Linked DNA regions of Homo sapiens: region 2 is linked to region 1. A link is an interaction called in ENCODE POLR2A ChIA-PET data of the cell type or tissue named here. Cell type or tissue: HCT116. All regions are shown on one strand. Each heading gives the region's core, and the rest is flanking DNA. Links, peaks and the distances in the headings are about the cores only. Region 1 has its middle 24 kb from the start of GPR15. Region 2 has its middle 14 kb from the start of OR5K2.

Region 1 (4,398 bases), core at 187-4,186:
CGCTGTCCAGTATATTTCTTCATTTAAAAACTTCAGTTAGATCTTTTCTCTTAATTGCATTTTTACCCAAAAGAATAAGCCAAATTCCTGCAAGGTTTAGGAAATATATGTATATGGCAAAGTACTGGACTAGCGAATATATGGCAAAGTACTTCCTCACTTCACACCCATACTCACAACAGATGTGGCTAATCAACTGCTTCCAGTTCCTGGAAATTGTAAAATATGGTAGTGAGTTTCTCTGTCAACAAATTCTCTGTTGGCCAAAGGAAGTAGCTTCTGTGTCCTTCCTCTTTTAGTCCCTTCAGGCCTTTCAAAGTGCTATTAATATATACTATAAAAGCTTTGTTAGGATCTATGTAATAAATCATTACCTCATAGAAATAGATCATTCCCTGTAATTAACCTTTTACCAGCATTACTAATCAATTATGCTTCTCTTTCTTATCTGCTCCTGTTAATCTTGTAACATTCCATATGTTAAGTAGAAATCATAACTAATTAACATTTATCCTTTAGGTAGGCCAGGCTACTTACTAAAAATACTCTGCAAAACAGTTTGTCTTCTTATGGTTTACTGTTTACAACCTGAGCCAGAATCCTTCCACTTCCAAGTAAGACTGGGGTTCAACTGGGGTGGGGAGCACATCAAATGAGGGGGTACATCATTCCCTCCTTGTCTAATGCTTTAAGACTAATCAAATCAAATTCTGTAACACTAAAGTTGGAAAAGAACTCTCTTGATGCTTAAGATAAGTAATTTTTAAGACAATGTAAATACACTTTAACGAAAGGAAAGAAAAAAGGGAAAAAAGACAATGTAATACACTTAGAACAAAAGACTTGTCATACACGATACATAACACAAAAGATTAGCTTCAGGAGAATGTAGATAATTGCATGATGGTAGATTTTTATCTTTCACTCATTTGTTCAACAAACATCAACCATTACCAAGCCAAACACTTGCCAGATACTGTTTTAGGCATTGTATATAGGCTCATCCTAGACTTTAAAAATTGTCTGGAGAGTAACCACCAGGTCGCCATACATAATATCCCTGGATTGGTCTAAAACAGGTAGGATTTGGGTGGATGAATTGTAAATCTGATCCAGTTTGGCATTTCTTATGATCTAATAACAATTCATTGTGTATATTGATTTAAGAAAATATAGAAACATAATACTACCTAATGCAAACTCTTTGATCTGAGTGATAAAGAATTTGTATAAATAGACAAAAATAAACACCCAGACTGAAGTCCTACCTGTTCACTTGATTAAAACTGTATCTCTTTAAAAGATGGATACTTTGGCCAAATAGTTGGCTTTTTCTGTTCTACGTTCTGAGCTACACCAGTTTCTCCAACATCAAAGTTTCCTTTTCCACCACCTTAATTCGCCATCCTGCTGTCCAAAGCTCATAACTTCAGAGCTTCACTTTGTCCCCAGACTTATACACTGAATTCCAGTGAACCAGAAAGAATGCTCATGGAATACAATTAGTGACTAAACAATTCCAAAACGCTATTGGTTTGCTTTCTTTCTAGACGATGTACTTAGAAGAACAATAATAAAATTTCAAAGGGACCAAAATCTTTCTTTCTACTCCTCTCACATGAATCACCACCTCCTTTGCAAACAAGTGATTATTTACAAAGCTTGTTAAAAAAGTAGTTTAGGCTTGCATTTCATTTAGAATTGCTCTATTGCTCCATATTTTGTTTTCCCCTATGATTTAAGAATAGTTTTATTGTACATATCTTTACAAATATTTAAATCAAAGAGAATTACTGTAGTTTAAAAAATAGAAAAACGGGGCCAGGCGTGGTGACTCACGCCTGTAATCCCAGCACTTTGGGAGGCTGAAGCGGGCGGATCACCTAAGGTCGAGAGTTTGAGATCAGCCTGACAAACATGGAGAAACCCCGTCTCTACTAAAAATACAAAATTAGCAGGGCATGGCGGCACATGCCTGTAACCCCAGCTACTCGGGAGGCTGAGGCAGGGGAATCGCTTGAACCCAGGAGGCGGAGGTTGCGGTGAGCCGAGATGGCGCCATTGCACTCCAGCCTGGGCAACAAAAGCGAAACTCCGTCTGAAAAAAAAAAAAAGAAAGAAAAAGAAAAAGAAAAACAACAGAGGAAAAAACACGGCATGGGTTATGAAAACAGTTATCGAAACAAAAGATTATCTCAGGTGAAAAAAGGAAATTGACAGCGCTACGTAAGCAAAAAGATCTCAGATTGTACTTGTTGACCAGGAGGTAACTGGTAATTAGGAAAGTAAACATTTCTGCCCTCATCTACTATGCAAAACTACATTGTCTTTTCATAAAATTTTGCAGAATCTTACCTTAAAGGGGAAGATCACAGGTTACTACATCACTGCTTTTTTATTCAAACTAAAAATCATACTTCAGTGTTTTTAAAAAGTTAAATGAAATCCAGAACGCCAAATAAAAGGCCAATAGAGAAAAAGAGAAGGAAGCCAGATGCATGCCTGTATTTCTGGAAGGAGAGTTTCTCAAAGGCTTTTTTTTGAAACCTCCTTAGCTAGAGCTAAGGTTTGAGGTTAGCTGAGCATCGCGTGCCATTCTTGAAGGGTCCTAGGCACTGACTCATTTGCTTTATCATTTCTCATGAAAGCAAGAGGTGGCAGCCATCACCAGAGAGCAAAGGGGTGACTTGGTGACTGATCTCATTACTGAACTAAGGAGAGCACTCTCACGCAAAGTTCAGAACCTCCCCACACCCAGAGAAACTCTGCCAGTTCATAGAAAAGAAGTTATTTCCACCCAAGAAGACAAGTGGCAACTGGAAACAGATGTGAAGAAAACAAGAATAAACACCTTTTTCAGAAATATAACAACTGTAACAAATAATCAGTTTTTCCAGTTCCCACCTGTACACCATGCTCTCAACTATATACTGCAAGTTAAAACAGAATTGATCATGGTTCTGTATTTTTAAATTCTCTCGCTTTCTAAATACATCACTTCACTTTTAACAGTCCAAAGAGCTCTTTATAATTTACTTCCTCTAAGGTAAATTTAGGTGCAATTTTAATAGACTGGTAGGGGCAAATGCCTCATTCCCACCCAAAGGGTTGAGGAATGAGTGATGGACACGGTGAGCTAGGAGAAGTAGAAAGTGATCAGTGCCCTGTGGGAAATAATGGGAATGTCACAGGTTTCTTCTTTTCTGGGTCACTGGGGCATGCCTTTTGATTGAGCATAACACAGATTAATGTCATTGCCTGTGGATTTTGGAAGGAAATTGCAACAACTTTGGTTGATCACTTACTGGAGTAGAGACGGGGAGAGACAGATACTTTTCTACTTTACATGCATTTCTATTTCAATCCTTTAAGCAACCAGGAGAGTAAATATTTTTATTCCAATTTTAGGATGAGAAAGTGGACACATGGAGTTAATAGAAAAGGAGAGTAAAAATGATGGAATACAGGCAGACTGGCCCCATTGTCAAACCGTAGTCTGAATGTTTCAAAAGCACATCTGCCTTTTTTGTGACCAATAACCAGCATTTTTGTATAACTACAATTAGTGAAGCATGTCCTCATATATTATCTCAATTTATCCTCATTAAAGCACAGATAGAATGTGCTATTCTTAAGCTTGTTACTCAGGTGAGAAAAACGAGTTTCAGGGAATTCTCAAGATCACTCATCCAGGAAGTGATAGAGCCACCACCAGAACCCAAATCTTGTGCCTTCAAATCAAATCCTCTCCTCTTTCAGTTTTGCCTCTCACCTCTCATCTCCACTCCCATCCTCTTATGATTCATGGGAAGGTTGTGAGCTGCCGTAGACTCTCACACCCACTTGCAAGCTGAACTGGAGCTTTAGCCTGTCAGCTACACAGCTTCCTTGTAGCACTTGAATTTTTCATCAGTTATTTGCACCTTAATATGACAAAGGATATGAGATGAGGTTTTTTTGTGACACATTGTAATAACCCAAAGTTGTTAGTTTACATTAGGGCTCACTCCTGGTGTTGTATATTCTATGGATTGGGACAAATGCGTAATGACATACATCCACCATTACAGTATCATACAGAGTAGTTTCACTGCCCTAAAAATCCTTTGTGTGCCACCTATTAATCCCCCCTACTCCCCACAACCACTCATTTTTTTACTCTGAGATGAGTTTTTAACGGTAGGAAAAAAAAAGAAAATTTGAACAAACAGAAATACAGAAGATGAGGGCATTTAGTACTTAAAATATGTGGGATTATGTGGGTGGGAGAATTGAAGATCTAAGGAGAAACTGCAACTTTGTAAGTGAATTAGAGACACATCTTTCTCTTCCCCACCCATCCTCCCGTCTTGATAAAGACTCAGCTCAGTGGTTTGCAAACATTTTTTTAAATTTAAT
Region 2 (4,398 bases), core at 74-4,073, 73 kb before region 1:
TTGTTCTCATTGGTTTCAAAGAACTTATTTATTTCTTCATTTTAATTCATATTAATTTCATTATTTACCCAGTAGTCATTCAGGGGCAGGTTGTTCAGTTTCCATTTAGTCATGTGGTTTTGAGTGAGTGATTTCCATTCTTTTGCATTTGCTAAGGAGTGTTTTACTTCCAATTATGTAGTCAATTTTAGAATAAGTGCTATGTGGTGCTGAAAAGAATGTATATTCTCTTGATTTGGGGTGGAGAATTCTGTAGATGTCTATTAGGTCCGCTTGGTCCAGAGCTGAGATCAAGTCTTGAATATCCTTATTAATTTTCAAGACAGTATCTTTCCTTCATTTATGAAGATTACTTTTGCTGGATATAAAATTCTTGGCTGATAAGTGCTTTAAGGAAGCTAAAGATAGGACTCCAATCCCTTCTAGCATGAAGGATTTCTGCTGACAAATCTGTTAATCTGATAGATTTTCCTGTATAGATTACCTGATGTATTGCCTCATAGCTCTTAATATTCTTTCCTTCATCTTAACTTTAAATATCTCAATGAATGTGTGCCTAGGTGATGAAATGTTTTTGTGATGAACTTCCAGGGTGTTCTTTTAGCTTCTTGTATTTGAATGTTTAGATCTCTAGCAAAGCCAGGGAAATTTTTCTTGATTATTCCCTCAAATAAGTTTTCCAAACTTTTAGATTTATCTTCTTCCTCAGGGGCAGCAATTATTCTTAGGTTCCATTGCTTAACATAATCACAAACTTCTTGGAGGCTTTGGTCATTTTTCATTTATTCCTTTTCTTTTGTCAGATTCAAAGCCTTGTTCAAAGGCAATTCAAAAGCCTTGTCTTCAAGCTCTGAAGTTCTTTCTTTGACTTGTTTAATTCTATTTTTGAAAGTTAGCAGTGTATTTTGCACTTCTCTAAGTGTGTCTTTCATTTCTATAAGTTGTGATTGTTTTTGATTTATGCTACCTATATCTCTGGAGATTTTTCATCCATATCCTGTGTTATTTTTTCATTTCTTTAAGTTGGTTTTCACCTTACTCTGGTGCCTCCTTGAATAGCTTAATAATCGACCTTCTGAATTCTTTTTCTGGCAATTCAGAGATTTCTTCTGGGTTTGGATCCATTGCTGGTGAGCTAGTGTGATCTTTTGGGGGTGCTAAAGAACCTTGCTTTGTCATATTACCAGAATTGTTTTTCTGGTTTCTTCTTATCTGAGTAGACTATATCAAATGAAAGATCTGGGGCTCAAGAGCTGATATTCAGATTCTTTTGTCCCACAGGGTGATCCCTTGATGTGTGCTCTCCCCCTTCCCTTAGGAATGGGGCTTCCTGAGATTCTGACTGCAGTGGATGTCACTGCTTTTCTGGGTCTAGCCACCCAGCAGCGCTACTGAGCTCTGGGCTGGTACTGAAGAGTGTCTGCAAGGAGTCCTGTCATGTGATCCATCTTCAAGTCTCTCAGCTGTGGATACCAGCACCTGGGCCAGTGGTGGTAGCAGGGATATGAAGTAGACTCTTTGAGGGTCCATGGTTGTAGTTTTTAGTGTGCTGATTTTCTTGAATGTTGGTTGTGCTAGCAGTGAAGTTGTACCTGGACAGACTCAGGACCTCTGGTTAGCCAGGATGTTTCGGTGGTGGAATTAGCTGTTGTTTTCTCATTTCCTGGAGCAGGACTTTTCTTTTATGAGTTGATATAATCACTTGAGTGTGTTGGCCTCCAGCCAGGAGATGGCAGTTTCAAGACAGCATCAACTGCAGTAGTATAGGGGAGATACAAGCTTGCTCTAATGTCACTTGGATAAATATTTGGGTTTCTCAAGTGATGGGCAGGGCCACAGAGCTTCCAAAAGATAGTATCTTTTTTCTTTGGCTATCAGAGTGGGTAGAGAAAGACCATCAAGTAGGGGCAGGTTAGTGGTGTCTGAGCTCAGACTCTCTTTGTGTGGGACTTGCTGCAGCTGCTGTGGGTGATGGGGGTGTGGTTCTCAGGCCAATGGACCTATGTTCCCAGGGGCATAATGTCTGCCTCTGTTGCATCATACAGGTTCTCAGGGAAGTGGAGAAAGCTGGCAATGACAAGCCTCACTCGTCTCCTATGCAGCCAGCAAGGACAGTCTCAATCCCACCATACCCCACCAATAGCACCTAGTTTATATCCAGGCAGCCAACGAACAGTGCTGGGATATTGCCCCAGGCTGCATGTTTTCTAGCTGAGAAAGCAAGCAGGGCTTTCAGGCCCCACCCCTCCTTACCTGCCACAGCTTCTGTGCTCCTGTCTGTACTTCCCATTCCCTCCACCCAGGATTCTGCCCAGGAAAATTTGCACTTGGTCAAAATTATTACAAAGTTCAGCTGAAAGTTTTCTTCTACCTGTCCTTCCCCAATTCCACTGGCAGTCCTACCCAGTGACTTCAGTGAGATAAAGTCAGAAATGGCTTCCCTGCGAACCAGGAATACCTACAGGGCTTTTTCAGTACTTCTTCTACTTTTATATTTTGTTCAGCTCTCTAAATTCTTTTCAGCTCTAGGTAAGGTTAAATTCTTCTCCCATGATCTGGGTTTTCAGGTTCCCCGGTGAGGATGTGAGGATGTGTGTTAGGAGGTGGACCTTCCCCACTCACACTTTGGGCACTCACACTTTTTCAGCTGTTTCACAAAGTTTGCATCAGCAAGCTACTTCTTTCAAAAGGTCTGTGGATTCTTTCAGTTTTCCTCGTATGTTCCTGTGCTAGTTCTTGGAGTTCTTGGACTCACTATGTGAGTCTCCATATGCTGTTCTGTCCATCAGAGAGGGAGCTGCAAGTTAGTCCTGCCTCCTGTCTGCCATTATTTTCAAAAAAGAAAAACTAATTTGTAGAAATGTTTAATGTTGCTAACACTTTCTTTTTACATTTTAATTATTGAGGTATTACCTAAATCTTAATATGCCATTTCCTGTCATCCAGGATGAATTGCCAACTAACTGAGTATCCAAAGTTTGGTAGACTCGAGAATATTTATTTTATACATTCATCTCTGGGGACACCATATATCTCCCTTCCACAGATCATGCCCCTTCAGATCATATTAGTCTTCAATTCCTACACATTTCCAGCTCAGGAAAAGTGCTCTAGAGTTGGCCCTGTTTATTTGTACAAGTATGCTTTATCAGCAAGCCTATTTCAACATTTAATTTAATTTTATTTTATTATTTATTTATTTATTTTGAGACTGAGTCTCACTCCATTGCCCAGGCTGGAGTACAGTGGTGTGATCTTGGCTCACTGCAAACTCTGCCTCCTGGGTTCAAATAATTATCCTGCCTCAGCCTCCCAAGTAGCTGGGATTACAAGGGCCTGCCACCACACCAGACTAATTTTTGTATTTTTAGGAGAGACAAGGTTTCACCATTTTTGCCAGGCTGGTCTCAAACTCCTGACCTCAAGTGATCCACCTGCATCAGCCTCCCAAAGTGCTGGGATTACAGGTGCGAGCCACCATGCCCAGCTAACACAATTTTAAATGTTGGGTCATAAGTGATGCTGATTAAACATTTGAGAAGTAGAATGTAATAGCTATAGCCCATTCAACTCTAGAGTCATACTAACTGTTGAAATATTAATTTTTCAGTTTAATATAACTCTCAGGTAGTAATTGTAATATATTAAGATGGGACTGTATTAAGATTATGTACAGGAGGAGAAAAAAGTTATATGTAATACTAGGAAATTGTTTCTGTATCAGAGCAAATAAAAGACCTTATTCTACCTTTTGATGTGTCAGTCTTGCCTGTCTTTCAAAGATTTAAAACTGATATTATGATGAATTACTTCTATCATTTGAAATCTCATAAATGTGTTTATTTAAATAAAATTTAAAATAAATAATAAAATTTTAACTATTTGAAAATATAATTTTCTATTTCTTTTTCAAAGGGAATAGCCTTGTTAGTGGGCTGAACTTATTCCTTTCTTCAAAAGATACGTACTAAATTATAGCAAGAAAAAATGTATGGGGTGATACAAAAACAACAAAAATATACAATAAATTAACTACCTGTATTCAAAAGATATCTCATGTGCATATACATAATACATATATTCATAACTTAGTTCCATTTTCTGTAGCTCTTGAGTCACAAGTAGAAGAGGTTACATTTTCCTACAAACATTTATATTGTCCCGATACTATCAAAATGTATTCATCCTCCTTGGTCCTTGGTAGTTAATGAATAACCCACTTTCAAAACTTCAGAAAACTGAATTTTAAAGGTAATTTTTAAAATAATTATAAAAACCTTAAGACTCTATAATGACAATTTGTTTTTTAATATTTCTTAAAGAAACATTTACTAATTATTCATTCTATTAAACATTAAACATACAGCCTGCAACTTATACCTGAATCTTTCCATGTTG

The links. ChIA-PET counts read pairs that join two places held together with the same protein. Peaks named below come from ENCODE experiments on the same cell type or tissue, not always from the same donor. Only the 100,000 strongest peaks of a DNase experiment are listed, where the experiment ranks them.
Region 2: POLR2A ChIA-PET joins it to region 1 with 12 read pairs; 1 of 35 experiments calls an interaction of 5 or more read pairs at or near these places.

Annotation. Positions count from the first base shown.
Region 1 is chr3:98,553,758-98,558,155 of GRCh38, forward strand. No RefSeq gene overlaps it. Among named protein-coding and RNA genes, the nearest start is that of GPR15, 24 kb to the left of the region's middle. RefSeq lists enhancers at 2,026-3,225, 2,277-2,596, 2,727-2,806. In HCT116, for the core only: no CTCF peak of the experiment used is centred there; DNase peaks (open chromatin) are centred at 1,514, 1,834, 2,624 and 3,811; H3K4me3 peaks cover 3,037 bases; H3K27ac peaks cover 4,000 bases.
Region 2 is chr3:98,481,191-98,485,588 of GRCh38, forward strand. No RefSeq gene overlaps it. Among named protein-coding and RNA genes, the nearest start is that of OR5K2, 14 kb to the right of the region's middle. In HCT116, for the core only: a CTCF peak has its summit at 1,380; DNase peaks (open chromatin) are centred at 1,721, 2,201 and 2,691; H3K4me3 peaks cover 948 bases; H3K27ac peaks cover 1,871 bases.